Linked DNA regions of Homo sapiens: all the other regions are linked to region 1. The links are chromatin loops, found by intact Hi-C in ENCODE. Cell type or tissue: mammary epithelial cell. All regions are shown on one strand. Region 1 overlaps SLC35F3 (solute carrier family 35 member F3). Region 2 overlaps SLC35F3 (solute carrier family 35 member F3). Region 3 has its middle 68 kb from the start of MAP3K21. Region 4 holds the start of LOC124904553 (a long non-coding RNA gene). Region 5 overlaps SLC35F3 (solute carrier family 35 member F3). Region 6 overlaps SLC35F3 (solute carrier family 35 member F3).

Region 1 (5,000 bases):
ATCACTTTGTAGCCACCATAATCACAAACATAAAGGAAGCCATCATTCACGGTCACTGCCCCTGGGGGAACAGACTGTTCTGCAAACAGGGGCTTGGGAAAACCCCATAGAAAATGTAGCTGGAATATTGTATGAAAATTACATGGCAAACAGAAATATCAGCCTCTCAGTTAGATGAGGGTTGCAGCTATATAAAGCCAAAATGGAATCAATTCAGTTGAATCGGTTTCATGATAAATTTAGTGAAGTGAATGTTTTACCTGGCCCCGGTTTGTTCAGAAGCAACATAGGACTCTGTGTACAGAGAGAGGTGGCCAAACTGCACCAGACTCCACAAAACGGTAAGTGTGTTTCTCCTCTCTCAATATCCCAGGCTCTCATGCCTTTCTCTAAGGAGTTTTCCTGTTCCTGCTATGGACATCCCATAGTTGAGTCATGAACAAAGACAGATTTCCTTCTAGATTGATAGGAAGACTAGACAGTAAAATTAAATTTAAAATCTTACCCAATCCCCTTTGACTCTTGTTTTTAATTTTCCTCCTTTTTCTCTGCATTTTAATATTAAGTGGCACAGACCAGAGCTATTCCCCCAACCTAGTGCATTTGGTTTATTCTAGAGATGTCTTTTCTTTTGTTCTCGTGGCAGTTCATTTGGGACTGAGTCTATTTCTAGATCACTAGCAGGCTGACTCCCTTCCTGGCTGGCAGGCCATCCCCAGCTGTGGCAGTGCAGCACCATGTCCATGAGCCTGGACAGGGACTTCCATGAAGCAGTGCCTCCTCACTTGTCCATCTCCTTGCCTAGCTCATCGGGCCCAACCCAGCAATGATCTTCACTCCCCAACAGTCAAGGAAAGAGGCAGCTGTCAACCAAGCCTTCTCAGTGGCCTTTCTCCACACCCGAGCTCCCCACGGCCTCCTCTACTTCCTTCTTCTGCATGTAGAAGACTGGCTTTAATTTTCTTAAAGATTTTTTGAACTATCTGTGATCCTTCCCCCTAGACTCTAGAACGGCATCAAAAGACTTTCTTCTACAGATGTTTCCTCATCTCATTCCCGCGTTAGACTCTGAACTTTTGGATCTGCTTATTCTTCCTGTGCTAGATAGTGTCTTAGAGAAGTGGGGCTTCCACATGGTGGAATAGGTACCCTAAAAATGGCCTCAGGGAGAAAATAGGTCACGAGTTAACACTATTTGTATCATAGCCAAAATGTATTAGATATACCCAAGAAGTGACTGCCCCTGCCTGATCACAAAGATAATTCCAACTGAGGGCAACATTTTTTAAAACTATGTTTCAATGTGTTCTCTTAGAGCAAGCTTGTCCAACCCCCGTCCCACAGGCCACATGTGGTCCAGGCTGGCTTTGAATGAGGCCCAACACAAATTTGTAAACTTTCTTAAAACATTATGAGATTTTTTTTTTTGCGATTTCTTTTTGTAGCTCATCAGCTATCGTTAGTGTTAGTGTAGTTTGTATGTGGCCTAAGACAATTCTTTTTCTAATGTGACCCAGAAAAGCCAAAAGATTAGACACCCTGTCTTCCCCAGAGTATCCATCCTCCTCCATTACCGTCCTTCTCCCACAACCCCCACCCCCAGAGTATCCATCCTCCTCCATTACCGTCCTTCTCCCACAACCCCCACCCCCAGAGTATCCATCCTCCTCCATTACCGTCCTTCTCCCACAACCCCCACCCCAAAAAAGGTTTAGTGACCCCCTTCTCTTACTCAGCAAGTGACAGAATCCCTCAGTCAATCACCATAGAATTAGGCCTTCGGGTCAGATAACACACCAACATTACCTTCTGTATAGAACCATAAATTCCAAGCTTAACATGAACAGAAGGAAGAATCTGTGACATTAGATCACTGTGCAACATTTGTTTCAGTGGACTAAAGCAATAGGTTGAAGGGCTTTAATAGAAAGATGTTTATTAAAAATAATAAATTTTAAAACCCTGCCCCTTCCTATATTTGCTTAAAAAAAAAAAAACTTGCTATAGGAAATAAATGGTCTGTCTGAACCCAGGAAAATAATAACGATGCCTCTCTTTCCTTGTTTTAGGGAATGCTGTCGATTTTTTGGAGACAATGGCTTGACTTTGAAGGTGTTTTTTACCAAGGCAGCACCCTTTGGTGTTCTTTGGACACTCACAAACTACCTGTACTTACATGCAATAAAGAAAATAAACACTACGGATGTCTCCGTGTTGTTCTGCTGCAACAAAGCTTTTGTGTTCTTGCTCTCATGGATCGTTCTCAGGGACAGATTCATGGGAGTGAGGGTAAGTTCCTTATTATCTGTCTTCCTCCCTCACTCAGTCATGTCAACCAAAACCTGCCCATCGGCTTGCTTAGCTCCATGTGCTGGACCATGAGCATAAGCTGCTGACCACTTTCCTTCTGATTTGCAGCAGAAAATGAGCCCAGCAGAGGGCCCGGTTCTTGGTGTGCCTTGCCAACCTTCTTGCTTGCAAACCATACTAGACAAGCATTCATTAAAGCACCTTTCATTTCAAGCATTTCAACAAGCATTCCCTAAAGTGTGTGCCAGTCGGGGACCCAGCCTGGGAATGGCGATGTGCTCCGCTCTCTGCGTGCTCACCCCGTCTCTCATGGGCGGCTTTCCCGGCTGTAGGGCGTGGCATGACCGTGCCCTGCAGCCTGGAGCTTTCTGCTAACACTGCCACTCTCGGGTGAGGATGTGCGTGAAACCCAAAGGATCCTTCGGCATCCATGCGTGCATGCAGTCTTGGCCCTTTGCCTGGGCCTTGTGTACACAGCCAGAGTTGGCCAGACACACTCATGCTAAGTCCCAACTGTGAAGGGCCAGCTTCACTTCCTTCTAACCAATGACGAAGGGGGAGTGAAATTATATCCCTTGAATTACCTCTCATTTTACAACCGAGACCCAGTCAATTACATTAGAAGCTAGTCAAAGTTAGCTCGTCGGATTTCATAACAACTGTATGAAATAGGACACGTGCACTATCAAATATCAGCTGAAATACAGAGAGATTCCCCCGAATAAAAGAAACAGGTGAAGTTTCAAAGCACAGGGCAGAACCCTAGAGACTTCTGACTGGCTCCCTCTTGTGGCCAGGAGCTGTCACTGCCCCGTCATCACCTTGCTACAAACCAGCGCCGAGAGCATTTAGCCAGGCCGCTAGTTCTCCTGTAGTTAGTGTACAGCTTTCCCCTTCAGCCACAAAGCTAAGAGCCGGTTTGAGGGGCAGTCCCATGAAAGTAAACCCTGCTGGCCACCAGTGCAGGGCCCTCTACTTCCGTCCTTCCCTCATTGTCCTGGGAACAATGACATCACCCTAATGGTGCATTCACACCCACCTAAGTTACCCAAACAGCAGTGGGGACGTGAGTCAACTTCTGAGTTATATTTTTAGCTCGCAGTAGGGGGAAAATTTGTTTTGAGGCTTAATGTTAATTTTGGAATAAAAACTCACTCTCTGTGCCACCAGAAAAGCTTTCAGCAAATAAATGATCTGATGCATCTCTGCAAGAAATGCAGATACTTCTCACAGTGAGCCACCCAGCAGGCTGCCTGACTCGATGCTGAAGATCTGAATGTCCTGGGCCCCCCTGCCACCCACCCATGTCCTTCCTGACTTTATTTTGATGTAAAGAGCCAGGAGAATTTATGGAAATTTTTGGCATGACTCAGATGTCCCTAGAAAATTCCAAATGAGACCCTGTTCCTGGGAAGAGAAGCTTCAAGGTTAATTCTGCATCTAGCAGAAGAAACCCATTTTTTTTGAGGTTAAGAGAAGGAGGTGTGAAAAACTTGAAAAATACTCCTAAATTCATAGAAAGCAACATGATGCTTCTAGATCTTTACTGCTATGCATGGATAAGACCCCTCCAACCCCCCACCCAAGAGTCATCCTCAGAATATGGCACATTCCGGCCATGGTGGCCACTTGATTGGTTTGGTCTGTTGCTGATCACTGTGTACTGAGCAAAGTTTTGTGTTGAAGGCCTTTGGTACTAGACTGACACTGAATGAAGATCCCAGGAGCCAGTGTCGGTGATGGCATTGATGGCATTTTGTAATTTGCAAAGCACTGTGCAGTTATGAGTCTCTCTAATAATCATTATTCCTCTCCGAAGTGCATGACCAGTCATCTAAGAGCTTCCTCCCACAGGTTGTGTTGGAACTCCCTCTTCTCTTCTTCAGGAGTTCAGAGAGCTAGCAAAATCCATCATGAGACACTGCCATGTGCCAAAGGGACTGAGAGATTCTCCTTGATAAACAGATGGAGATTTAGTTCCAAGATAATATCTAACTGGTGCATGGGACCGCTCAGACTTCACTCAGACCTGGGTTGGCTGGCACTGTCCATTAGGTAATTTCCAAAGACTGAAAAGAATTAACATAGTTCTCCATCCTGGAGGGCTGAGCATATGAGCTTGAGAGTCAAGCAGACATAAAAATCCATGTTGAAGGCACAGCCTTATGTTTGTGGAATTGGCTGCTAAGGAGACTTTTGTTATTAAGGCAATTATTCAAACCACAAGGGCCATGGTTCCTGGAAAACATCAATAGGTCGAAGTCATGTGCGCAGATCCAAAAGGAAGCAAACGTGTCTTATCATGCTGGGGAGATTCCTGGCCACGTATGGTATGAGAGGGTGAGAAGCCATTGGAGTGTCTGTTTGGAAGGAGCCAAGGTGGCTCCTTGTGTCGCCATCTGACTCTCTGCTTAGGTGTGCTTTCTGTACGTTCCCTGGTTCTCCAGGTCAGGGTTCTAGCTCAGCGATGGAGATGTCCTAGGCTAGAGTCAAGTGACGAGGTCACAGATCTTGGCTCCATTGTTATAAGCTGTTTGGACCTTGAGCAGACTAGTAAATGTCTCTGAGCCTCTGTTAAATGGAGAGAATATTACTACTCATCTTAGAAAACAGTTGTGAGAATAAGATGATGCATGCCTCACACATAAAACTCAACAAATGGTATCTTTTCTCCATGGCATTATTCTTAT
Region 2 (5,000 bases), 180 kb before region 1:
GAATTGCCACACTCTCTTCCACAGTGGTTGAACTAATTTGTACTCCCACCAACAGTATAAAAGTGTTTCTCTTTCTCCACAGCCTCTCCAGCATCTATTGTTTCTTGATTTTTTAATAATCACCATTCTGACTGGAGTGAGAGGGTATCTCATTGTGGTTTGGATTTGCATTTCTCTAATGATCAGTGATGATGAGCTTTTTTTCATGTTTGTTGGCCACATAAATGTCTTCTTTTGAGAAGTGTCTGTTAATATCCTTTGCCCACTTTTTGATGGGGTTGTTTTTCTCTTGTAAATTTGTTTAAGCATTTTTATAGTGCAAGGTAGCACAAATAGTATTGTGCATCTGGGGCCATAACCAGTGTTAAGCATGTTTTGTTTTGTTTTGTTTTTTGAGACACAATCTTACTCTATCGCTCAGGCTGGAGTACAGTGGTGTAATCATAGCTCACTGCAGCCTCGACCTTTCAGGCTTAAGTGATCCTCCCACTTCAGTCTCCCGAGTAGCTGGGACTACAGGCGTGTGCCACCATGCCTGGTTAATTTTTTTTTTTTTGTATTTTTAGTAGAGACAGGGTTTCGCTATGTTGCCCAGGCTATTCTTGAACTCCTGGGCTCAAGACAACTGCCTGCCTCAGCCTCCCAAAGTGCTGGGATTACAGGTATCAGCCACCATGCCCAGCTGAGCATTGATTTCTAATCCAACACTTCTTGCAATGATATTCCCTTTATCTGTGAAGAGGAATTTTTAAAAATCAAGCTGATGTAAGAAAAGAATCTAAAAGCCCATCTTCAGGCCTGCAGCTCTGGGGACAAAGGGCCCTGGTGAGTAGTTTTAACAGCTGTGATTTAAGACAGCATTTGTTCTGGAAGAGACAGTTATTCATTTACTCGCCTTGGTGATTTGAGTTAGCCAAGCAACCAGCTCAGTCCCCATAATGCTCACTCCTGTGAGGTTGATATCTCAGACACACTCTCTGAAGGCAGCCATCTGTGAGTTTGATGATGTCACAGGAAACAGAGCCAGAAGCAAAGATATGATATCGTAGAGGACATGGAGCTTTCCCACTGAGAGTCTTCAGTGTTCATTTTACCAACAACTCTGAACTCTTACTGGATACCAGCCAGAGACGAATGATGTAGTGTCAATGAGCAAGAAACCACCCAAAGAGCAGTGCTCTCCTAGCCAGTTCCCAAACGCCTTCTAGGTAACTCGGTCCTGTTAAGTGGGACAGTAAAGGAGAACATTTTGTCCAAGACTCAGAATTCACAATTATTCATCAAATGCCTTCTAATCGGTATTCCCACTAAGCTTCACCCACAGCTCACATTTATACATTTTCAAAGGTGAATAGAGAAGATTTAGGGAGAAACTGTCAAGTCTGACTTTCTTCTTCCTCTTCCTCCACCAACCCAAGATCATTTTCTTCCCCTAGGGGCTGAAATAAATTATTATCATTTAGCACCATATATGTACTGAAAACAGAGACAAGGAAAACAGAGATGAGGGAGAATTCTAGGGAAAGAATGAAGCTAAAGAAACTGAATTCCAGCTGGGCACAGTGGCTCATGCCTGTAATCCCAGTGCTTTGGGAGGCTGCGGTGGGAGCGTTACTTGAGGCCAGGAGTTCAGGATCAGCCTGAGCAACATAGCAAGACCCCATCTCTACGAAAAAATTAAAAAATTATCCGAGCATGGTACTGCATACCTGTAGCCCCAGCTACTCAGGAAGCTGAGGTGGGAGGATCACTTGAGCCTAGTAGTTTGAGGTTTCAGGGAGCTATGAGCAACAGAGAAAGACTCCATCTCTTTAAAAACAAGAGAGAAATTGTGAATTCCAAGATTCACAATTCTGGTGATGGAGACTCTGTGTCTATGTGTACACGCATGTGTCCATGCATGCATTGCACACACTTGTCCTTTCTCAGCTTTCTTTTGGTTTGTAAGTGATCATCTGGTGATCTTCAAGGTGGCAGTGCCTTGTGCCAGATTCTAGGCATTGTGTTTTATAGCTTATTCTACTGAAATTTGAATAGGGGAATGTCTCAGAAAATAATCCAGTGTGGCTCCTTTGTGTCACCATCCTATCCCGCCTCATATCTAGGACACAGTGTCAAGTGATGAGACCAACACTGCTCAGTTTAGAGCCTCACACCTGAGCCAGTCACTCACGTCCCTTCTTGCTACCCCAAATTATCCTGCTTGTATCAGCCAAATTGCCCAGTTCACGCTGATATAACAAACGACCCCCGAATCTCAACAATTAACAACAACATAAGCTTGTTTCTCACTTAAGCTCCATGTCCATTTTGAATGGGCTTCCTCCCTGCGCTACATCCAGGACCCGGGCTGACGGATCATCCCCTGTCACATTTCAATGTCCAAAGCAAATCACGTGGCTGCTCTTGAGTTCACGTACTCAAGTATACTCCTCCCCCAGGAGGCGCTCTAAGTCCATGGCTGCACCTGCTGTCAGTGAGGCCGGGAGGTATAGCCCACCCCAGGCAGGGCCAGCTAATGTTTGAGCAGCCAGACAGTCCACACGTTCCTCCAGCTGTTCCCAGCTCCTGACCGGTCCGGGCTTGTGCTGACTGCCCTGTCCCTAACCCAGTCTCTGTTTCTCAATCCCCCTTCTAGAATGCCAACAAAGTTATTTTCCTAAAGAACATCTCTCTGATCACGGTGACACTTCAGAGAAATTTTTCATCCTCTGCATTGTTCACATATTATAGTCAAAATTATTTGGCACGGCACTCCCCGCCTTCTCAGCTCCGGCATATACCTGCCTCTCCATTTTCATCTTGCACCACAACCCTCGGACCCCTCGTTCCCTAGTGACTCAGAACCACTTAGCGCTGCTGGGCCGGGAGCCGTGCAGTGTGTGATGAAGAACAGTCTCTGCAGTTCTGTGCTTCCGCGCACTAGCTCTGCAATCCTGAGCAAGGAGCTCCGCCGCTCTAGGGTCACACTGTTGACTCTAAAGACATTCAAGTCCCTGGTGAATGGGGATTTTAATAGTACCCAGTTCATGAGTTGTGATGGTAGTAAATGACTGGCTGTGTGAAAAAGTTTATGTCCATTCTTTATGCTCAATAAATAGGAACTATTGTTTTCTGTTGCTGGGACTATTTTCTAACTGCATCTTTCAGATTCACGCATCTCTCTCTACCCAAGCCACTCCGTCCCCCTTGAAGCCTTCTCCTCTCCCCACCAGCCAAATCCAGCTCATCTCTACCTATTAAAGCCCTACTCATCTTTTGTTTTAGCTAAAGTTTTAATTGAAATAGTTGTAAATTCATATGTTGTTGTAAGAGGTAATACAGAGAGATCTCAGTTACCGTTACCCAGTTTCCACCAATGGTAACATCTTGCAAAACTGTAGTACCATGTGACAACCAGGATATCGACATTGATACAATCCACTGATCTGCCCCTGTTTTACATGTGTGTGTGTGTGTATTTAGTTCTACATGATTTTATTACCTATGTAGGTTTATGTATCCATCACTACAGTCAAGACCACACAGGTCCATGACCGCAGGCTCCCTCTTGCCCTTTCATAAGTGCACCCATCTTCTTCCTACCACATCACCTGCTTCTCCAACCGCTGGAAGCCACCAATGTGCTCTCCATTTCTATAATGTTTTCTTTTCTTTCTTTCTTTCTTCTTTTTTGATACAGAGTCTTGCTCTGTCACCCAGGCTGGAGTGGAGTACAGAAGCACAATCATAGCTCACTGCAGCCTTGAACTCCTGGGCTCAAGCTATCTTCCCATCTCAGCCTCCCAAATAGCTGGGACTACAGGCACGCACTACCGTGCTGGGCTAATTTTTTAATTTTTGTGTAGAGATGGGGTCTCACTATGTTGCTTAAGCTGGTCTCAAACTCTTGACCTCAAGCAATCCTCCTACCTCTGCCTCCCAAAGCACTGGGATTACAGGCATGAGCCACCCCACCCAAGCCTTCTTTGATGTTTCATTTCAGAAATGCTATATAAGTAAAATCCTACAACATGCAACTTTCTAGGCTTGGCTTTCTTCTCTCAGCATAATTCCCTGGAGAATCATCCATTTCGTGTGTATCAGTAGTTTATTCCTTTTTATTGCTGCCTACTCATCTTTTAAGGTCCTTTATGATACCTAATTGAATACTCAATGCCCCTGACTGGAATAATCAATTTTTCTGTGCTCACTTACCAATCTTTAATAACTGTCTGTGATTCACAGCTATTTAATAACCAGGTTTTATATTTGCATAACTCTTCAGGGCTTATGAAGTACTCTTGCATTCATTATTTTATCTCATCTTATGTAAATGTCTCTATCATGTCATTGCACCTATTTTGATGAAATAGACATGTACCCCCTCCCTTCGAGTTGGGGGCATCAAGTTCAATGCCTCTTACATCGTGTGCTGCCAGGAACTGCTGCATGGGTGAGATCCTTTTGTATAGAAAGCCATCTCCTGGGTGTGATTCAAGCCAGCTAAATAATGCTGTCATTCGATGCAGCTCAAGGGGCAGATGTTCCTGGCTCTAGGTAAAATAGAAATTGTAGAACAAGGAGTGTTTTTTTAATGTAAGAGAATGTCATAATAGACTGATTTAAAAGCCTCCTTTGGGAGATGATAACTAAGGTATTTCAATATGCAAGTATTACCATAATAAAAGCTGAGTATTAAAAATATGATGAGATTTTCTTTGAAGGAAATAAATTAAACACGAGTTTACATTAGAATAGATTTATAAGCATGATAATGTTCCCCTTTAGCATAAATTGGGGAAGATTATGTGTTGCCTAGGAATGCACTAGAAGAGTCAAAGTAGTATTGTTTAAAGGTCAGACAGATATATATGAACATATGCACATGACATGAATCACCAATACCTGGTGATCTCCAATGTGTATTGAAAATTATCTGTCCATTGCTCCCTCCAGAGGACAAGGACACACGCTGAGGACCTGACATTGGGTTGGGAGCCCAGGGAGAGGACTCAGAG
Region 3 (5,000 bases), 910 kb before region 1:
AGAAAGGAAGAAAACAAAGAAGGAGAGAAATTAGCTCACATGTTTGTGGAGCCTGGCAAGTGTGAATTGTGCAGGGCAGGGCAGTAGGCTGCAGACCCAGAGAAGAGCTGCTGTTGCAGATAGAGTCCGAAGGCAGTCTGGAGGTGAGAGATCCAAGATCAACAAGATCAAGGTGTCTGCAGAGCTGGTTTCTCCTGAGGCCTTTCTCCCTGTCTTGTACTGTGTCCTAATATAGTTTTCCCTCTCTATGTGTCTGTGTCTACATTTACTCTTATGAGGTAATTAAGGTAAAATGAAGTCATATCAGCCCACCCATATGACCTCATTTTTCCTTATCGCCTCTGTAAAGGCCCTATCTCCAAATACAGTCCCATTCTGAGGGGCTGGGAATTAGAACTTCAACAGATAAATTTGAGGGGTACAAAACTTAGTCCATAAAAAACAACGCAGCCCATAACAGAGTGCCATATATTTAGTATGTCAAGTAGATCTGAGAAGGGAAAACTGGAGCCATTGAGGAAAAGATTTTTTTTTTAATCAGCTTTTCTAGCAAGAATAAAGAGGACTGGGGTATGTGAGAGGAACCGCTCAATCTCCAAACAGCACAACTGGCTGTGGAAAGCAAAGAACAAGAGGTTCATTAGGGCAGAATGCTGAGTCAGCTGGGAGATTCTGGGCCACCCACAGGAAAGGAAACATGAGGAGATTGGTGCTCGGTTTTGGACAGGCAACGTCTGCAGTTCTGAATGGTGGAAAAAGTTACAGGTATCCAACGAGCAAATTCCAGGTGGAGCTGGAATTTGAGACAGAAGTCGGACTTGGACAGAGATTCTGGAGTCATCGGAATTTTGGTGATCGTTGAAGATGTTAAATAGCTCAGGGAAAGAATGTAAAGAGAAAAACACTGAGGAAAGCTCTTTTGGAAAGAGTAAAAAGAACCAGAGGAGATGCAAAGAGGAATGATAACTTGTGGGTAAGAAAGACTCAGAAAGTAGAAAGCAGTGAAGATCACATCAAACTTCTCAAATACTTTTCTTAATTCATAGCAAAAATTTTTGGGCTAATATTATCTAAGAATTATGCCACTCCCTGGAGCTATCAGCACTTAATGTCCCCGCTAAGTGGAAGTGGGAAGAGAAGCTAGGTGTGCATCGGGTTTATTAAAAGCAGCAGCCCTATGGAGCTCCACCTACCTACAAAATCCCAAGGGGGCAATGTCAATCCAGAAATATGACACCATGATTTAGATCATGCTATCACTCCTTACTTTTTCTCCTTCCTGTTCTTTTCTCAAGTGTACAGAGAGAGCGAGCATACTGCACACACCATATTTAAAATTCCCCATTCCCCAAAACTATAGGTCAGAGAACCAATATTTTATTTGATCATCATTTGACCTCAGACATAGTGATTAATTTTCCAGGCCTCAGTGGCCACCTTGCCCCACCCCATCTGCTGCCTACAGATGGCTGCAGGATCTCTGTCAGCAATGTCATGTCCCTCCTGGTGTTAGTCTAGCCTGGCAGTAGTTGCTTAGTAGCAAGAGATACTGCTATGTCACATCTATAAAAATAGCCAAAATCTGGACTACTGACAAGGACCCAGGAGTTACAATTTTATCACTCTAAATGTCAAAAAGCCAGAACATATTCTAATATACCCTCTCCAAAAAGTTTTAGTGTATTCTATTAAGAAATGTTTTCTACAGAAAATACAAATTTAAATGTATTGCATAAATCTATAGGAAAATGTTATTTGTTTGAAAAAAAGATTCTGTCAAAAGACCAATAAGTTTTTTTACTTACATTTGATCATGTGAGCCATAGTGACCCATGGTTGTGTAAAAACTGGAAAAATGTGTAGGTCTTATTGCTTAACAGGTATTGAATTTTTCAAATAGCCAAGTCTTTTTCTCTGAAACAGGTAGGCATTTATAGAACGGCAAACATGATTTCGTGAATTTGGTAATAATTGTTCCTCCCATCTCTTTATCACCCAAACTCAACATATCTGTTTGCAAACATGAAAGACTCCTGTGGAACCCTTTGGGCTGGGTTTCTGCTGTCTTCTTTCTGATCACTAGATGGCACTCCATTCATATTACTTCACAGACAAGGAAGCCCAACACAGTGGATTATTTGAATTGCAGCCGAATTTATAGCCTTAGAAGAAAAGAGCATAATAACAGTGGAAGTGATTTAGAAAGATACTGGAAAGATGAGGGGAGCAAAGGAAGTGGTTTTTCAGTAATATTTACACAGAAACAACAGGGAGGTGTTTATAAACGTATCTTTTCTGTACATCTGTTCTGAGTAGGGAAGGAGTTTCCCAGCTAGGTTAGATCTCCAAATTCAGCCTAGGTGGAAGTGAACCAAAATGTTTCAAGTAGTAGGTGGCCCATCACCCTCAGACAGAGGATGAAAGCGGACTTCCCTGCTGCACTCAACAACCCATCTAAAAATAGTACCTGCTTAAGAAATGTCCTCTAATAGTCATTTTATAAATGAAAACTGGTCACAGGCTGTGTCTTATACTGGACACTGGGAGCACACAACACACACTCTCAACACGCTATTTACTCAGTGGCAATGTGTCTGGAATTAGTTCCTTCCGGTGGGTTCTTGGTCTCTCTGACTTCAAGAACGAAGCCGCAGGCCCTCGCGGTGAGTGTTACACTTCTTAAAGATGGTGTGTCCGGAGTTTGTTCCTTCAGATGTTCAGATGTGCCCGGAGTTTCCTCCTTCTGGTGGGTTCATGGTCTCGCTCACTTCAGGAATGAAGCCGCAGACCTTCGCAGTGAGTGTTGCAGCTCTTAAAGGTGCCGCCTCTGGAGTTGTTTCTTCCTCCCAGAGGGTTCGTGATCTCGCTGACTTGAGAAGTGAAGCTGTAGACCTTCACAGTGAGTGTTACAGCTCATAAAGGTAGTGCGGACCCAAACAGTGAGCAGCAGCGAGATTTACTATGAAGAGTGAAAGAACGAAGCTTCCACAGCATGGAAGAGAACCCGAGCGGGTTGCCGGTGCTGGCTCTAGTGGCCAGCTTTTATTCCCTTATTTGGCCCCGCCCACGTCCTGCTGATTGGTCCGTTTTTACAGCGTGCTGACAGGTGTGTTTACAAATCTTTAGCTAGACACAGAGTGCTGATTGGTGCGTTTTTACAGAGTGCTGATTGGTGCATTTACAAACCTTTAGTGAGACACAGAGCACTGATTGGTGTGTTTATAGTCCTTTAGCTAGACAGAAAAGTTCTCCAAGTCCCCACCCGACCCAGAAGCCCAGCCGGCTTCACCTCCCAGCAAGAGATACCCCTACTTCACATCTATAGGCACAGCCAAAAACTGGTTACTGACAAGGACCCAGGAGATACAATTTTATCACTCTAGATATCACACACACATACACACCACACAAACACACAAAAGACACACACAATGCATAATATCCATAACACATATACATAACACACACCTATACACACACTTATGCACACACCATGAAAACACACAGAACACACTCACAATGCACACTTATACACACAACACAGTCATAACACACGTAAACACAAACACACACATAATACACACTTATATGCACAATGTATACGTAAACACATACAATACACAAACTTATAACACACTTATACACACCCAGTATACACAACACATAAATACTCATACACATACACTCACATACACTCACACCCCAATATCAAGATTATTTAGCTTACCAAAATGATTCACTTTCAAAGGAGGATAGCACTTAAAATGACAGAGGGTGGAGAAGGGACTCCTTAGACAACAAGTCTCCTTCGCCTCTGGTCATCATCTCCTGCTTACAGAATATGGAAATTTTTCTCACTAACAGAAGACTAACAAAATTAAAGAATGCATTAATATTTTATGTAGTTTAAAGATGGCAATCTGTCTTGTGCATCATAAAAATATATGTGAGATAATGGTAGAAATCTCCCTCAATTTGCTTGTTTCACATCACTGCATTTACGATTCTCTTTGGTGCTTTTAATTATTACAAATCATCCTGAAATGTTCTGGGCGGGTATAGTTCCTTTCCTTCTGAAGTTTCTTTTTTTCTCTCTTTTTTCTTTTTTTGAGACAGAGTCTCACTCTGTCACCAGGCTGGAGTGCAGTGGAAAGATCTCAGCTCACTGCAGCCTCCACCTCCTGGGTTCAAGAGATTCTCCTGTCTCAGCCTCCCGAGTAGCTGGGACTACAGGTGTGCACCACCACACCAACTAATTTTTGTATTTTTAGTAGAGACGGGGTTTCATCATGTTAGCCAGGCTGGTCTCGATCTCTTGACCTGGTGATCTTCCCGCCTCGGCCTCCGAAAGTGCTGGGGTTACAGGCGTGAGCCACTGCACCTGGCCCTGAAGGTTCTTTATAAAGCGTGTCCAGTGTTATAACAAGGCCTGTTACATTTGGTGTCCAAGGATGTGTGAATTGGTGGCATCACTGTTTTCCATCCCAACACCCCATGTCTTACTGATCCAGGTCTGACAGTGCGTCAGTTCTTTTGATTCCGTTATATGTCATGCAGAATTTCATAATTATTAACAGTAATGCAAAACAACACAATTCTTCTTTTAAGGTAAAGACAGGTATTGGCTTTATACATGGTTATTATGCCTGAGGATACTCACTTTCCTGGGACCAATATCACATATTAAAGATCCATGAGCACACACTCCCTCCAAAATAAATAAATAAAAAATTGAGAGGAAATGAGGTTACATAAACTACCTTTTATTTTTATTTTTTTTTGAAAAGGAGTCTCGCTCTGTCGCCCAGGCTGGAGTGCAGTGGCGGGATCTCGGCTCACTGCAAGCTCTGCCTCCCGGGTTCACGCCATTCTCCTGCCTCAGCCTCCTCAGCAGCTGGGACTACAGGTGCCCACCACCACGCCCGGCTAATCTTTTTGTATTTTTAGTAGAGAGGGGGTTTCACTGTGTTAGCCAGGATGGTCTCAATCTCCTGACTTTG
Region 4 (5,000 bases), 95 kb before region 1:
ATCAGCACAAGTATAAACCAGTTTCCCCAGGAGTGTACAGATGCTCAGGCACGGTGAAGTCATGTATCATATATCAAAACCACATTCAAACTTGACACGTATCTCTCAGCTGACTTGGAATAGCTATGAGGAATTTTTGCATTTTATCTCTCCAACATGTAAGAGAATAACGTACTGGTTATAAGTTCAGGCTTTTGAATAGTTCACACTTGGATTTAAATCCCCGCTTGGCCAGTTACTCAGTCTGTGACCTGCGACATTATCCTCTCAGCCTCAGTTTCCCCATCTATGAAACGAGATAACAACAATCTTACAGAGCTTTTGAGAGTAGGAAATGAAATTATTTATGTAAAACAGTTAACATAAATAATACATAGCATGTGCTTAAAAACGTGTGCAATTATTATGTGATATTTGTTTTAGTTACTATATATAATAAATTTTATTGATGAACTTGATGAAACACATAGAAGTATTATTTTGTAGTAAAAAGATCCTCTTTAATATACAACATGTAATTCTTTTGCTGTAAGCTTATTCCAAAGAAGGAAGTGGCTTATTGGCTTATTGTAGTGTCATCACTAGGAGTCTTGGAACGTTTCCTGTAAGAGGCGTATAATGTGGAGGGGTACCACTAGAGGGCTCTGCAGGGACCCTATATACCTTTTCCTTGGCTGTAGTGGTGAGGAAGCAACCCTGAGAAGCCCTGGCCTTTTGGAGATCAGAGCCATTCCATTCATTACAGCTGTTCAAGAGGGCAATTAATAAGAATCCAACAAGAGCAACTCCTAGGAGCCACTTCTGCCAGAGAGCTGGGGGTTGCAGGTGGATGTCACCAGAAACATCTGGTAGGTGCTGAGCTAGGAAACCCTATTGCTTGAGTTTCACTCTCCCCTGTACCACTCCACAGAGCTACCCTTGTGGGGACTTGAATGACATAATACAATGAAGTTTTAACTTTGAGACAGGAAACCAGGTAGCATTGAAGGTTCTGAAATTCTGGGCAAAGATCTAACCAACAATAATAACAAAACCCACCTTGAATCTCAACTGATCCTTGAGGCTGGGACCCACACTGATGGCTGGGCATCTGTAAAGGAGATGAACACAAGGCCCTGGGAGTTCTGGGGCTGCATGAGCCCTGTGTGTCCTACCTGCAGGGATGATAGCAGGGCACCTCTGATGATGCACTGTCATGGGATAAATGCCCCTCCGGACTCAGTGGTCACTCAGGGATTGTGCTGGCAAGTGATGCAATAGGTATATGTCATAGCTTTTTAATGAGCACCATCGGCCAGTAGCTTACAGCTGTGTCTGAGTGCCAGCAGTGAAGCTGGTGCCTGCAGAGGCAAATGTCAGATCTGCAGCTGAAGCAAGAACCTGGGAGCTGGGCAGAAAAGGAGCTTTCCTGCTACCGAGGTGAGTTTGGATCTCCAGACTGAGGCGGTGGGGTGGGAGCAGAAATCTCTTCAAGCCTTTGTTTTCTTGTGGCTGTTTTGCTTCTGTGGTGTTTGAACCACCCCCCACTCCACCCCGCAAAAAAATAGCTGTCCACGGGGCCAGACAAGATAATGTGCCTCTAGACTCAAGAAGTGAATGGCAGCCTTGGGAAGCTTTGCTTTTTCTAACTCTCCCTGTGAAATAATTCAGGACTTCCGCACACTGAAGAGTCAACTCTCAATCCAAAGTCAAGCACTTCCCTTTTTAAACTTGTGCAACGCTGAGGCTTAAGTTCTCAGGGTCTCCCCTCCGCAGGCGCTGGTCCTTTTAAAGGGCTTCTCAGAGAGGTGGTGGCCAGAGGCTGCAGTCAGGACCTGGCTGGGAGGAAGACAGGGATGAGGGCTGCGGGGCTGGGCGTCCCGGGGAGGAGGGCGGAGCAGGTGAGCTGCGGGGTGGGAGCAGGGAGTGCACTTGTACGTGACGTTGGAGTTTGCAGCAACCTCCAAGTAGGAGGCTGTGCGCGCGTGTGTGTGGAGTGGCTGCGCGGCCGGGGAGGATGTGCGCTGCAGGGCGGCCGCCGCAGTGAGCAACGCGGCAACCGGAGCCCGGCGGGCAGCCGGGGAGGCCGGGACTGAGAGGGGCGAGCCGCTGGTGCTCCCCGGCGGCAGAGGGCCGCGTCGGCCACGGGCCCGGGAGAGACGCGCTCCAGCCGGCCCCAGGATGTAGGCGATCGGCGGCAGCGCTCCTGCAGGCGGCCGGCTCATCATGAAGAAGCACTCGGCCCGGGTGGCCCCGCTCAGCGCCTGCAACAGTCCGGTCCTGACCCTTACCAAAGTGGAAGGTAATGCGCGGCCGCCTCGCCCCGGGGGTCCCTGCACCCTAGCCGGGGAATGCTGCCACCCTGAGGGGGGCTGTCTGGCTGCGGGGCGCCGGGGCTGGGGGTACTGCTCCCCCAGGACGCGGCTCCGCAGTGCAGAGCGCCGCCGCCTGCGTGGGGGGATCTGGCAGCTTCAGGGGCTGCCCTGAGCTCCCTGGCGAGCAGGAGTGAGCTGCTGCGGCGAGTGAGCACCCGGCTCCCCAACCCTCTCCTTCCTGGGCAGCACCCAGCGCATCTGGCAGCAGCTGCACCCTCACCTCCATCCCAGTTTGTCCTGGGGCTCTTGTCTGTTCGGCAGGAGGGGGTCGTCCAGCCGCTCCCAGTGTCCCCTTACCACACACACACTTGAGTTGCCTGGGTGTGGAGCTCTGTGCCTCACCCCCAGGCCGACCAAAGGTGCTGCCCGCAGTTGGTAGAGGCGGGAGAGGGCTGCAGCGGGCTAAGGAGACGTCTGTCCTGCGTGTTCCGAAGCCTTTCCGGCCACCAGCCAACTGACTGCCCTGCTCTTTGGGAATGGGCGGGGCGCACAGGTGAGGGAAGAGCCAGCACCAGTCTGTAAACAGGCTCTTTCCCAGGCCCTGGAGAGGGATTGGAAGGGCTGTGAGAGGCCCCCAGAAGGTGTCCTCCTCCCCGTGTTGTCCTTTCTGCCTGGAACTGCTCCCACCCAGGAAATGTGAGCGAGAGGACAGGGGAAGAAGCAGCCCACCGAGGAGAGCTTCCTCAGACACAGCTGGCTTCTGCTGGCCTAAGGGGCCTTGCTTTCCAATGGAGAAGGGGGGCAGAGGGCCAGTCCCAGTTCTTAACTCCTCCTCCCAGGAGGCAGAGGTGGAATGACTAACTCCCTCTGCCAGGAGCAAGCCACCTTGGCCAGGTGAGGCAGACAGACCATCCCCTGGGTCCCAGGAGCTCCCCTCTAGGCTTTTGCTTGTGCTGAGCTAACAGAGCCCATGAGCATCAGCGGTGAATGAGGGGCAGCCATGGGCTCCGACAGAGCCTGGCTTCTGCCCTTCCCAGGAAGCCTGGACTTCTCTAGGCTACTGTTGACCCTGCTTCCCACTCGTGACTTCTTGTTTATTACAATGAATCTCAGAACCAGCGAGGACAAGACAGAGGCTGGCTTGGTAATTGTATATCCCAAGCTTAGCTGTCCACACAGGCCTGCCTGCAGCTGCCCTAGTACTGTGATCCCCATCCTACTGAGGAGCACTGTGAGGCCCAGCAAGGTGGGTTAACGTGTCCTAGACCCACAGTTGGTAGGTGGTGAAGCAGGAATGGAATCCTGGGCTGTCCGATCCAAAGCTCAAGCATTTTTTCCAGAACATCAGTTTGCACTGAACTGCAACTACTTACCTATTTCTCAACATTTTCTATCTTTAGGAGGTTGGGTTTTTTTCCTTCTTGTGGCTGTCTTCTTCTCTCCTCCATCCCAACCTCAGGAATGACTTGATATCAGCCATCTACACCTGAGTTTAGTGCAAGTGCTACCTCTTCCAGGGGTGTTTGTATTTCTAAGCCTACCCAGACATTGCCCACATGCATGTGTGAATTGGGGAGGGAAGGATTGGCCATTTATTTCTCTGAGGGAAGCAGGGAGTGAGTGTCTGCTCACTCATAGGGTCCTCATGGGAAGCTGCCCACTCCTACCTCCTAGTAGGACAGATTGGTTCTGCTCTCCAGCAGCAGGGGGTCTCCCTGGGAAACTCCCAGCCCACCTTAGGCAGGACAGGTTCGAACTGCACTGGAAGTGGGGCAGGACGCGGATGGTGGGGCTACCTGAACTGGGTGCTGTGGCCTCAGAGGTGCTGCAGGAGGCAGTGAGTGGCATGCGAGGCACAGGTACTTCCCTATGGCCAAGCCTGGAGGTTGCCTTCAGGGAATGAAAGTGAAAATTATCTCCCACTAACCACCAACCCCCCAAAAAGTCCCTTAGGGCTGCTGCCAAAAGAGCTTTGAGTCTCCTGCACCTGCTAACGCCAGCAGCTGCCTCGCCACGGGCTTGGCTTTGGAACTAGCATTTCCTCATAAATGCCTGTGGATAACGGAAATGTATAGTGAACTAAGAAATGGTGAGATTGAGGATCAAGACTGGGCCCTGCCCCTTTTCCAGTTGGATTTGTGTAAATCACGAACACAGCCTCAGTTTCCGCAAACGTAAAAGAGAAGGAACAACCTACTTCAGCAGGCTGTGAGGAGATGCAATAAGGTAGAGGTAGCTGAAAATGCCTGGCAAGCCCCCAGTTGCATTTTTCGTGGGATACCTACAAGTATCCCATGCAAAATTCTGCCCCTCGGGGCCTCATAAAACCTGCTCTTGGTATGCCTGGCTCACATATAGCTCTTTCTCTCTGCCTAGTTTTTTTCCTTGGTGTTTTTATTCAGTTTGGCTTTTGGTCTATTTTTTGGAAACCATTTGCATCTTATGTGCTGGTTTTGGAAGTGTTGAATCATTTCATTTTAACTTGAATGCACAGGGCAAGGTGGTCCCCATGCTGTGGGTGTTTCTGTATGGATGGCAGACAGGCTACAGGGAGGGAATGCAGCCAGCGAGGAATATTTATTAGCTTGCAGAGTGTGTCATCTAAGGGGAGGCAAGAAGGCACCAGCATGTGGTACATATAAAACCAAAATAGAAAAGGCAAAGCTTGGTTAAACTCAAACACAGGAAGATGGGCAAGATGACTTC
Region 5 (5,000 bases), 150 kb before region 1:
AATTTATTTGACACATAGGAAAAAAAAGTGTATATGATTTTTTTAAATGAAAGAAAAAAGATAATCAATTTTTTGACAGCAGTGCTAAAAGAAAATGGAGTAACATTATTATTATTATTGTTATTATTATTATTATTATTATTATACTTTAAATTCTGGGATACATGTGCAGAACGTGCAGGTTTGTTACATAGGAATACACGTGCCATGGTGGTTTGCTGCACTCATTAACCCGTCATCTACGTTAGGTATTTCTCCTAATGCTATCTCTCCCCTAGCCTCCCATCCACTGACAGGCCCCGGTGTTCCCCTCCCTGTGTCCATGTGTTCTCATTGTTCACCTCCCACCTATGAGTGAGAACATGCAGTGTTTGGTTTTCTGTTCCTGTGTTAGCTTGCTGAGAATGATGGTTTCCAGCTTCATCCATGTCCCTGCAAAGGACATGAACTCATCCTTTTTTATGATTGCATAGTATTCCGTGGTGTATATATGCCACATTTTCTTTATCCATTCTATCATTGATGGGCATTTGGGTTGGTTCCAAGTCTTTGCTATTGTGAACAGTGCTGCAATAAATATACGTGTGCATGTGTCTTTATAGTAGAATGATTTATAATCCTTTGGGTATATACCCAGTAATGGGATTGCTGGGTAAAATGGTATTTCTGGTTCTAGATCCTTGAAAAATCGCCACACTGTCTTCCACAATAGTTGAACTAATTTATACTCCCACCAACAATGTAAAAGCGTTTCTATTTATCCACATCCTCTCCAGCATCTGTTGCTTCCTGACTTTTTAATGATCCCCACTCTAACTGGCGTGAGATGGTGTCTCATTGTGGCTTTGATTTGCATTTCTCTAATGACCAGTGATGATGAACTTTTTTTCATATGTATGTTGGCAACATAAAATTTCATGTTTGTTGGTCTTCTTTTGAGAAGAGTCTGTTTAACCTGCTCAAGTAAAGGAAGTGTCATCCTAGGATTTTATATCAAGTCTAAAGGACATCCACTCTTATCAACATGCAAAAACTCAAGGAATATTGTTCTCATGAACACTTCCTAAAGAATCTTCTGGAAACCAAGCTTCAGACAATCACATGACTAGAGAGACCCTAATAGTAAGAACTGGTGTGGAGCATTACAGTAAGTGGGGCAGGCTCAGACAGTATAGTGTATCTGTGCTCTCACAATATAGATACAGCCCAGTGATAAAAATGGAGGAACAGGTGGCTCATGCCTATAATTCCAGCACTTAGGGAGGCCAAGTTGGGAGGACTGTTTGAGGCCAGGAGTTCAAGACCAGCCTGGGCAACATAGCGAGACTCTCATCTCTACAAATAATAATAAAATAAAATACAAATGGGGGAAGAACAAGGAAAGCACATACCAAAATATGTTAATGCTTTCAGTTATCATGTAGGTGGTAGTATTAGGGGTGTTATTCAGAGGCTGTTGAGTAACATAAAACAAATGAGCAATTATGATATACTGTATTTTAGTTGTTTTCCTGGTGTCTTTGAAAACTCACATTCTGGCTGGGCACAATGGCTCACACCTGTAATCCCAGGATTTTGGGAGGCAGAGGTGGGCAGATCACTTGAGCCTAGGAGTTTGATACCAGCCATGGGCAACATGGCAAAACCCCATCTCCACTAAAAATACAAAAACTAGCTGGGTGGGGGCCGGACGCAGTGGCTCACGCCTGTAATCCCAGCACTTTGGGAGGCTGAGGCGGGCGGATCACGAGGTCAGGAGATCGAGACCATGCTGGCTAACCCCGTCTCTACTAAAAATACAAAAAATTAGCCGGGCATGGCGGCAGGCGCCTGTAGTCCCAGGTACTCGGGAGGCTGAGGCAGGAGAAGGCGTGAACCCAGGAGACGGAGCTTGCAGTGAGCCGAGATCACACCACTGCACTCCAGCCTGGGCAACAGAGCGAGACTCCGTCTCAAAAAAAAAAACAAAAAACAAAAAACTAGCTGGGTGGGGTGGTATATGCCTGTAGTCCCAGCTACTTAGGAGGCTGAGGTGGGAGAAGTAAAGCAGAAAGTGACAAATGAGCTCAGGAAGTAGAAGCTGCAGTGAGCTGTGATTACGCCACAGCACTCCAGCCGGAGCGATAGAGTGAGACCCTGTCTCAAAAAAAGAAAAGAAAACTCACATTCACAGGGCACAGGAAAGGAGCTCAGATGTAATGGGGGAAGTTAAGCACACACCCTAATGTCTTGGAATTGAATTGGAAATCTCAATATGAACTCATAAAATATTTTATGTATGTGTCCATCTATCTATTGGCATACAAATATTTCTTAGTTCAACTGCCAATCCAGTAGCAGTGAGCATTCCTCACCCACTAATAGAAACCAACCCTTCTTGGAGAAACAGTTGCTTCCAAGTCTAAGCCGGAAATGTGTAAGATGAGCCTGGGATCTCTTATAATACCAGGGAGCCGGGAAGTTATCAGAGGCCACAGGGGTCAGGCAGGGGAGCACAAATTTGATGTCTGGCATTCTCCTTCCCCCAATAGTTTAAATAGTTATCATAACTAAAATTTTAAAAATCAAATACGTGTCAGAATTCCTTACATTTACTTTTGATCAGCAAATGTTAATAATGTAGGCATGGGATGCCACCATAATCTTTTTAGTAGTTAGTATTTCTAAAGGTTTTACTCCAGCCTCCTTCAGGCCTACCCAAGAGCCCTCCTTGATCCAGAATTTAGAGGCTCCTGCCTGATGTAATGACAAAAGAAATCCACCAGGGGGAGAGATAAGCAAGTATGTAAATCATCCATCTATATCCGGGGGCGATTTGACTCCAGGACTCCCAGAGATACCAAAATTCCAGGATGCTCAAGTCTCTTAGGCAAAATGATGTGTTATTTGTATATAACCTATGCACATCCTCCATATACCTGAAACCATCTCTAAATTACTTATAATACCTAACACAATGTAAATGCTATGTTAATAGTTGTTATGCTGTATTTTTTACTTCTATTATTATTTATTGTTATTTTTCTTTTTTGTTCAAATATTTTCAATCCGTAGTTGGTTGAATCTGTGTATGCAAACTCGTGGATACAGAGGGCTGATTACATAGGGGGAGAATTGATTTATCTGCTTTGTTTCATTGTTTTAAGACAATTTTATTTGAGAGAGAAATATTACTTTGGGACAGATTGTCTAATAAAGGTTTCTACTGGGACTGGTTTCTTAGCCCCTTCTTTTAAAGGATGTTGATAAACTTCCATGTCCTTCTAAGTGAAAACTGCTATTCACCTGATTATTATTATTATTATTATTATTATTTTTGAGAGACAAAGTCTTACTGTTTTGCCCAGGCTGCAGTACAGTGGCACAATCTTGGCTCACTGCAACTTCTGACTCCCGGGTTGAAGCGATTCTCCTGCCTCAGTTTCCCAAGTAGCTGGGACTACAGGCGTGCCTTAAAAGATTTTAGAATACCTATATTAAACCAGAACAATTAAAATATTGTTAAAATAATGTTACTACCTAAATATACACAGTTTAATGGAAAGGAATAGAAAGTAAGGGATCTAATGACATATAAGAATTAAATGAATGCTAACAATTGCCTGAAAAATTATTGGGGAAAGGATGGATTATTCAAAGATAGGAGAGTTAGAACTCTACTTCACACAATATACCAAAAAAAAAACCCCAAAAACAAAAACCAATAGGGTGGAGTAATTTTTAAATGTAAAAAATAATATTCAATTACTATAAGAAAATATGTTCCATATTTATATATTCTTTTGGTCAGTAAGACTTTTCTAAACATGATACCAAATGTTGAAGCCATTAAAAATATACTGATAAATATATCTGTCTAAAAACTTGAACTTCTATTTGGTGAGGAATACCAAAAAGAAAATTAAAAGGTAAACAACAAATTGGAAAAATTATCTATAACATATACAAATCAAAAGTTTATACTTTTAATATATGAAAAGGTTTCAAAAATAAGACAAAGAACCACCAATGAACACATTAAACATATTTCAAGTTAACAATGTCATGGATAAAAAAAATTAACAATGTCAAGAAATAGAACAAAGGTGATAATTTTTTCCACATTGGATTGGAAAAGATTAAAAAGAACAGTAATACTCGGAGTCTGGGAGAATGTGGTAAAGTTGAAAATCATACATTATTGGCGCAATTACAAATTGGTACGACCTCTCTGGAAGATAATTCCGCGATACGGCTGAAGCCTTTGTAAAGTGCACACACTGTAACCCCGCAGTACCACTTCGAGAAATGTACCCAAAAGCGATCATCGAGTATGCGATATGGTGCACAAAAACGTTCAGGATTAAAAGACAGATAATGTTGGTGAGGATGAGGAGTCGTAACTGTCATGCATTGCTGATGGAAACGGAAAACGGTAAAGACACTTTGGGAAACAGTTGAGCAGTTCCTCAAAAAGCTACAGTTACTTAGAAAAAAGTTTAACTTAGAGAACTCTAAGGGCCTTAGGTGTATATTCAAGAGAAATGAAAACATATACCCACAAAACAATCTTGTATAGGAGTGTTCAGAGCAGCATTATTCATCATAGCCAAAAAGTAGAAATACCCCAGATCTCCATTAACTGATGAATAAATAAACAAAATGTGATATATCCATACTTTTTATTAAGTAATAAAAAGAAATGAAGTACCGATACATGATACAACATGAATGAACCTTGAAAATATGATGATAAGTGAAAGAAGTCTGTCACAAAAGGGCACATGTTGTATAACACCATTTAAATGAGGTGTCCAGATTAGGTAAGCGCAGAGAGACAGCAAGTAGATTAGTAGTTGCCTAGGGTTGAGGAGGGTGGGAAATAGAGAGTGAATGCTAACGGGTACAGAGATTTTGGGAGGAGATGATAAAAATGTTATAAAATTTATTACGGTGGTGATGGTACAACTCCATAATTATGCCAAAAACCGTTGAAGTGTGCACTTTAAGTGGATGAATTG
Region 6 (5,000 bases), 200 kb before region 1:
ATGCTCCCTCTGCTGACTCCAGCCAGCAGTGACGATCCAGTCCCAAGCTGCTGGGTACCACATTCCAGGCCAACAGGAAGAGCTTCCCCAGGACAGCGGCCTCAGAGCTCAGGCCTGGAGAAAGCTGAGAATTATGCTAAGGAAAGAAAAGAAGACTTTTTTAAAAATAGGAGAAACAATGAGATGGGGCTTTCAGAACACAGCAAGATGTTTAGGGTGAGGTTGGCCTTGTCCTTCTGTATCCTGTGTAGTCCCCATCAGGATCCTGGGGGAGACAAGCGCCTGAGAATAGCTCATCCTCCGAGTGGAGCAGCCTGAGATAAATGCAGGCCATGCTTTCGGCAGAACCTCAGATCTTTCTCATCCTTGCCATGGCTGTGCTGGTTAATTCAGTGCTTAGACCAGGTGCAGTGGCTCATGCCTGTAAACCCAGCACTTTGGGAGGCAGTGGCAGGAGGATCACTTGAGCCCAGGAGTTCAAGACTAGCCTGGGCAGTGAGACTTCGTCTTTACAAAAAAATAAAAATAAAAAAGAAAATAAAGGAGCCAGGCATGGTGGTGCATGCCTGTGACCCCAGCTGCTCAGGAGGCTGAGGTAGGAGGATTCCTTGAGCCTGGGAGTAGTTCGAGGCTGCAGTGAGCCAGGATCACACCACTGCACTCCAGCATGGGTGATGGAATGAGAACCTGTCACAAACAAAACAAAAAAATCTGTGCTTAGACACATACTTTCCCTATAACAATGCACAGAACACCTTGCTGTCCTTTTCTCTCATGTGACTCATATCAGAGTTTATCTTCTACCCCGTATTTCCAAAAGTAATCCCAAATAGTTATTGTCTTGTATTGTGTTTGGAAATTTTACCCAATCTTTTGTGAAGTTTATAATTCACACTCTTTTTTTTTTTTTTTTTGAGACAGAGTCTCACTCTGTCACCCAGGCTGGAGTGCAGTGCCGCTATCTCGGCTCGCTGCAAGCTCCGCCTCCTGGGTTCACCCCATTCTCCTTCCTCAGCCTCCAGAGTAGCTGGGACTACAGGCGTCCGCCACCATGCCCAGCTAATTTTTTTTTTTTTTTTTTTTTTTTTTTGCATTTTTAGTAGAGACAGGGTTTCACCTGTTAGCCAGGAAGGTCTCGATCTCCTGACCTCATGATCCACCCTCCTCGGCCTCCCAAAGTGCTGGGATTACAGGCGTGAGCCACCGTGCCCGGCCTATAATTCACATTCTTAATGACCGGTTTCAGAAATAACTTTTACTTGAGGCTGGGCATGGTGGCATATGCCTGTAGTCCCAGCTACTCAGGAGGCTGAGGTGAAAAGATCGCTCAAGCCCAGTAGTTTGAGACCAATGAGCCCAGGAGTTCGAGACCAGCCTGGGCAAAAGAGCAAAACCTCATCCCCATTTTAAAAAAAGAAGAAGAAAAAGAAAAGAAAGAAAAGAAATAACTATTAATATATGTGCTGTGCTTAAAGTTTCTGACATAATCAAAGCACTCTTATGAGCCCCTGATAATTTCCACATTTGTCCTCTCCGTCCAACCACAGACTAAATTGCCATAATCATCAAAGTAAGCCCTTGGCCTTAGACCTGGGACATAAAAGAATCAGGATGGAGCCAGGAGAAACCTGGCAGTTGTCTGGAGATCCCTTAAGCATTTGTTTTTTGTTTGCATTCCAGGAAAACTGTTTCATAAAGTAAGCTCTGAACATACTCACTACAGGCTAATACTTATTTTCTCTTGATTTATGAGAAATTTAAAGAAGCTAGAGGAGGAAGAAGCTGCTAAATGTAAATGTAATGTTGGAAGGTATAATTGGGATTTAAGATATTAAATTGTTTAATTATAGGCTGCCCTAAAATGAAGTCTTTCTTGTGTTCATAGACTTTAGTTCATGACCATTAAGATTTCGGTGACATGTAGGCAAGCATGGTGGCTCACGCCTGTAATCCCAGCACTTTGGGAGGATGAGATGGGCAGATCACCTGAGATCAGGAGTTCAAGACCAGCCTGACCAACATGATGAAACCCGTCTCCACTAAAAATACAAAAATTAGCCAGGCATGATGGCATGCGTCTGTAATCCCAGCTACTCGGGAGGCTGAGGCAGGAGAATTGCTTGAACCCGGGAGGTGGAGGTTGCAGCAAGCCGAGATCGTGCCATTGCACTCCAGCCTGGGCAGCAAGAGCAGAACGCCATCTCCAAAATAAAAAAATAAGAAAAGGTTTTGGTGACACGTAAGAGATTTCTCAGCAAAGTGCAAAGACTCGGATACAAGTGTTCTCTTGCCTCCCTTATGCAATGTGTGCTGGTAAGAGTTTAACAATCGGCTCTCCAGGAGGAGACTGGGGCAAGAGGGACCCTGATTTGCAGCATTTGCCAGTTCCGCAGGGTAAGTGCTCCCACTATGGCTGGTTTCAAACTACCAGTGTGACATCACAGACTGTGTTTGGAAGGAGATACACACGATAGTCTTATGAGCCAGTATGAGTTGGCTCCAGCACACCACTGCATGCCATTAATAGATTTCTGCTGTTCTTTGGAAATTTATATCATGGTATTTATTGCTGATGAGAAGATAATGAGTTTTTGCTTAAGTTTGGGAAAGGAAAACAAATTTGAAAAATGTGCACTGAAATTGTTATGAAAAGCTCCTAATTCTTGAGTTTTTGTTGTTATTGCTGTTTTTAAAAGATTGCTTGTTTGGTCCTTCAAATGTGAGTAAAGGAAAGAAGATAAAACTACATTTCCAATATGGCTGATTTGTTTTTAATTATAAACTGACATATTTATGAAAGGTTCTATTTTAATGGAGTACTATTAGTTTGAAGGGAGAATTGCAGAATACCGTGAGATAGTTAAGGGATTTGTGAATCAAGACTAATCTGTTTTTGCTATTCTCCACTTGTGTTCATGTACACTTAACTTTGAAAAGAATGTCTTTGTTTGCTGAGAATTGAGATTTAATTCTTTTAATGTGTTTTTAAGAGTAATTTTAGCTCAGAAGAAGAAATTTTAAACCTAGGAAAATTTTAGGTTGGAATGAGGAGGGATTTCCCTTTCTTGGACATTTGGGGAAGAGTTGGAAAGAGGCGTTTTTCATTGTGCAGACACAAGATGGCGCTAAAGGAGTATAATTTAAGCATGGCTTCCTTTATTTCAAAACAGTATTTGGAAACGGGTCATCTTGAGATGCGGCGTGCATTTGAGATGCGGCGTGCATTTTGCCACATGTTGGTGGGTTTTTTGTTTGTTTGTTGTGGCTGTCATTGTTTATAAAGAGACAGCTTTAAAGGGGACCGGGTATTGAGTTGATATTAAAATATGGTAGAAAGGTATCCATATGGTCTATAAAATAAAACGGGTCAATATGATGAGGTCTTCTGGCTCTGCCTCTAGTGTTTTGGGTTTCTGTTCCTCCAAGGAAGCGCATTCATCTTGCCTGTACTTGCTTGTGGCTGCCAAAGTGTTCAGGTAGGTTTCTGCCCCAGTAAGGAAGTGTCTAAGAATCTCCTGGAAGAAGCTGGATGTGCAAGCTTTCTCTGCCTTTTGAGGGACCTCATAATTCACTTTCCAAGTACTCATCGACACCTTTTACTCTTTAATATTGCTGCCCCTTTTACTCCTGGCTGCCCACACATCTGCCTATGCGTGGACTTGTGGTGCTTTGGAATCTGTGGTTTTAATTTGTGTCCTTTGTCCTCTGGTCCTTCCCTTGTATGCACTTACATAATGGGCTGCTCTGAGGACCAATGCTTTGCCAACCCAAAGCATTTCCCCAGGAACATTCCACTGCCTTGTCTACCCTCAGCTTCCCTTTTGGCCTCTTCTCTGGGCTTAGGACCACCCACTCTTGGAATCCAAATGCTTAGGAATAAAGTAAACCTAAGATCTACTCACTATCCCCACTTAACATGTTCAACTTTTTATTTTGAAATAATTTCAGACTTAGAGAAAAGTTGCAAAAATAGTAAAAGAATTTCCATATCCACTTGGATTCTCAAATGTTAACATTTGCTTTATTCTGTCTTCTGAACCATTTGAGAACAAGCCATGGGTATAATGCTCCTTTTCCTTCACCTCGAAATATCTCAGTGTGTATTTTATAAAATCAAGGGCATTTTATTACATAACCATTGTAAACCAAAAAGTATCTGAGACTTATCTCAATCAGTTTTGAGGTTAATTTTGCCAGGGTTGAAGATGCACCTGGGAAAAAGCAACAGAAACCTGCAGGAACAATCTGTGATCCGAGCTTTTGACAAAAAGGGTCTGGGAACGTCAATAATTAAGGGGAAAGGGTGAGCAGTAGGGGAAAGAGGAAGAAAGAAAAGGGGGAGATGGTAGATAAAAGGGGCAAGCAGTTGCATTCTTTCAAGTCTTTGATCAGCGTTCACCAAATCCACATTTCATATGTGAAAGGAGGGCATAAAGGAATAGTCAATTATGTATTTGTCTCATGCTTAGTAAATCTGCACTTTACATAAAGTCAATATAAAGTAGCTACCTGTGGAGACATCTGGCCTCGGTCTGTAGCTATCTGCTTAGGAGCAAAAGGGAAAGCAATTCCTTCCAAAAGATTTATGAGCTCTGTGTCAGGAACTGGGGTCAAAGAGACCAAATATTAGAACAAAAGATGCACCTATGGCCCTTACAGCTCAGGAAATTCAAGGGCTTTAGAAGCTGTGTGCCAAGACTCAGTCAGGGGAAAAGACCAAATAAATATTTCTTATTAAGTCACAAGACCACAGGGCTATGTTATTATCATTATTTATTTTGGTGCTCACATTGTCCCAAATTTAGCAGTAGAGCCACCCTCCCTCCCACCCCCCATTATTTTTGTTTTTATTTATTTATTTATTTATTTTGAGACAGCGTTTTGCTCTGTTGCCCAGGCTGGAGTGCAATGGCGCAATCTCAGCTCACTGCAACCTCCGTCTCCCAGGTTCAAGCAATTCTCCTGCCTCAGCCTCCCAAGTAGCTGAGATTACAGACACA

The links. Peaks named below come from ENCODE experiments on the same cell type or tissue, not always from the same donor. Only the 100,000 strongest peaks of a DNase experiment are listed, where the experiment ranks them.
Region 2: it touches region 1 in a loop (10-fold over the local background); 66 of 110 quality-filtered maps call a loop at or near these places.
Region 3: it touches region 1 in a loop (15-fold over the local background); 7 of 110 quality-filtered maps call a loop at or near these places.
Region 4: a loop joins it to region 1, with 6 times the contacts of the local background. A loop is called at or near these places in 25 of 110 quality-filtered maps.
Region 5: a loop joins it to region 1, with 14 times the contacts of the local background. A loop is called at or near these places in 63 of 110 quality-filtered maps.
Region 6: it touches region 1 in a loop (11-fold over the local background); 66 of 110 quality-filtered maps call a loop at or near these places.

Annotation. Positions count from the first base shown.
Region 1 is chr1:234,307,032-234,312,031 of GRCh38, forward strand. It overlaps SLC35F3 (solute carrier family 35 member F3), which reads left to right. Exons shown (of 8, transcript NM_173508.4): 4 at 2,070-2,289. Among named protein-coding and RNA genes, the nearest start is that of MIR4671, 3.1 kb to the left of the region's middle. In mammary epithelial cell, a CTCF peak has its summit at 3,109 (motif pointing left); DNase peaks (open chromatin) are centred at 3,200 and 4,580; H3K27ac peaks cover 1,195 bases.
Region 2 is chr1:234,123,034-234,128,033 of GRCh38, forward strand. All of the region lies in intron 2 of SLC35F3 (solute carrier family 35 member F3), which reads left to right. Among named protein-coding and RNA genes, the nearest start is that of SLC35F3-AS1, 150 kb to the right of the region's middle. In mammary epithelial cell, a CTCF peak has its summit at 2,438; a DNase peak (open chromatin) is centred at 2,468.
Region 3 is chr1:233,392,977-233,397,976 of GRCh38, forward strand. No RefSeq gene overlaps it. Among named protein-coding and RNA genes, the nearest start is that of MAP3K21, 68 kb to the left of the region's middle. In mammary epithelial cell, a CTCF peak has its summit at 2,072 (motif pointing right); no DNase peak of the experiment used is centred here.
Region 4 is chr1:234,212,294-234,217,293 of GRCh38, forward strand. All of the region lies in intron 2 of SLC35F3 (solute carrier family 35 member F3), which reads left to right. LOC124904553 (a long non-coding RNA gene) reads right to left here and starts at 2,789. Exons shown (of 2, transcript XR_007066948.1): 1 at 2,575-2,789; 2 at 424-1,818. RefSeq lists silencers at 2,035-2,134, 2,235-2,334, 2,385-2,504 and an enhancer at 4,014-4,103. In mammary epithelial cell, a CTCF peak has its summit at 621 (motif pointing right); DNase peaks (open chromatin) are centred at 648, 1,908, 2,818 and 3,068; H3K4me3 peaks cover 1,379 bases; H3K27ac peaks cover 1,830 bases.
Region 5 is chr1:234,152,108-234,157,107 of GRCh38, forward strand. The region is part of intron 2 of SLC35F3 (solute carrier family 35 member F3); the gene reads left to right. Among named protein-coding and RNA genes, the nearest start is that of SLC35F3-AS1, 120 kb to the right of the region's middle. RefSeq lists an enhancer at 1,312-1,813. In mammary epithelial cell, a CTCF peak has its summit at 2,748 (motif pointing right); a DNase peak (open chromatin) is centred at 2,764.
Region 6 is chr1:234,111,660-234,116,659 of GRCh38, forward strand. All of the region lies in intron 2 of SLC35F3 (solute carrier family 35 member F3), which reads left to right. Among named protein-coding and RNA genes, the nearest start is that of SLC35F3-AS1, 160 kb to the right of the region's middle. In mammary epithelial cell, CTCF peaks have their summits at 23 and 3,108 (motif pointing right); DNase peaks (open chromatin) are centred at 3,192 and 3,432; H3K4me3 peaks cover 231 bases; H3K27ac peaks cover 916 bases.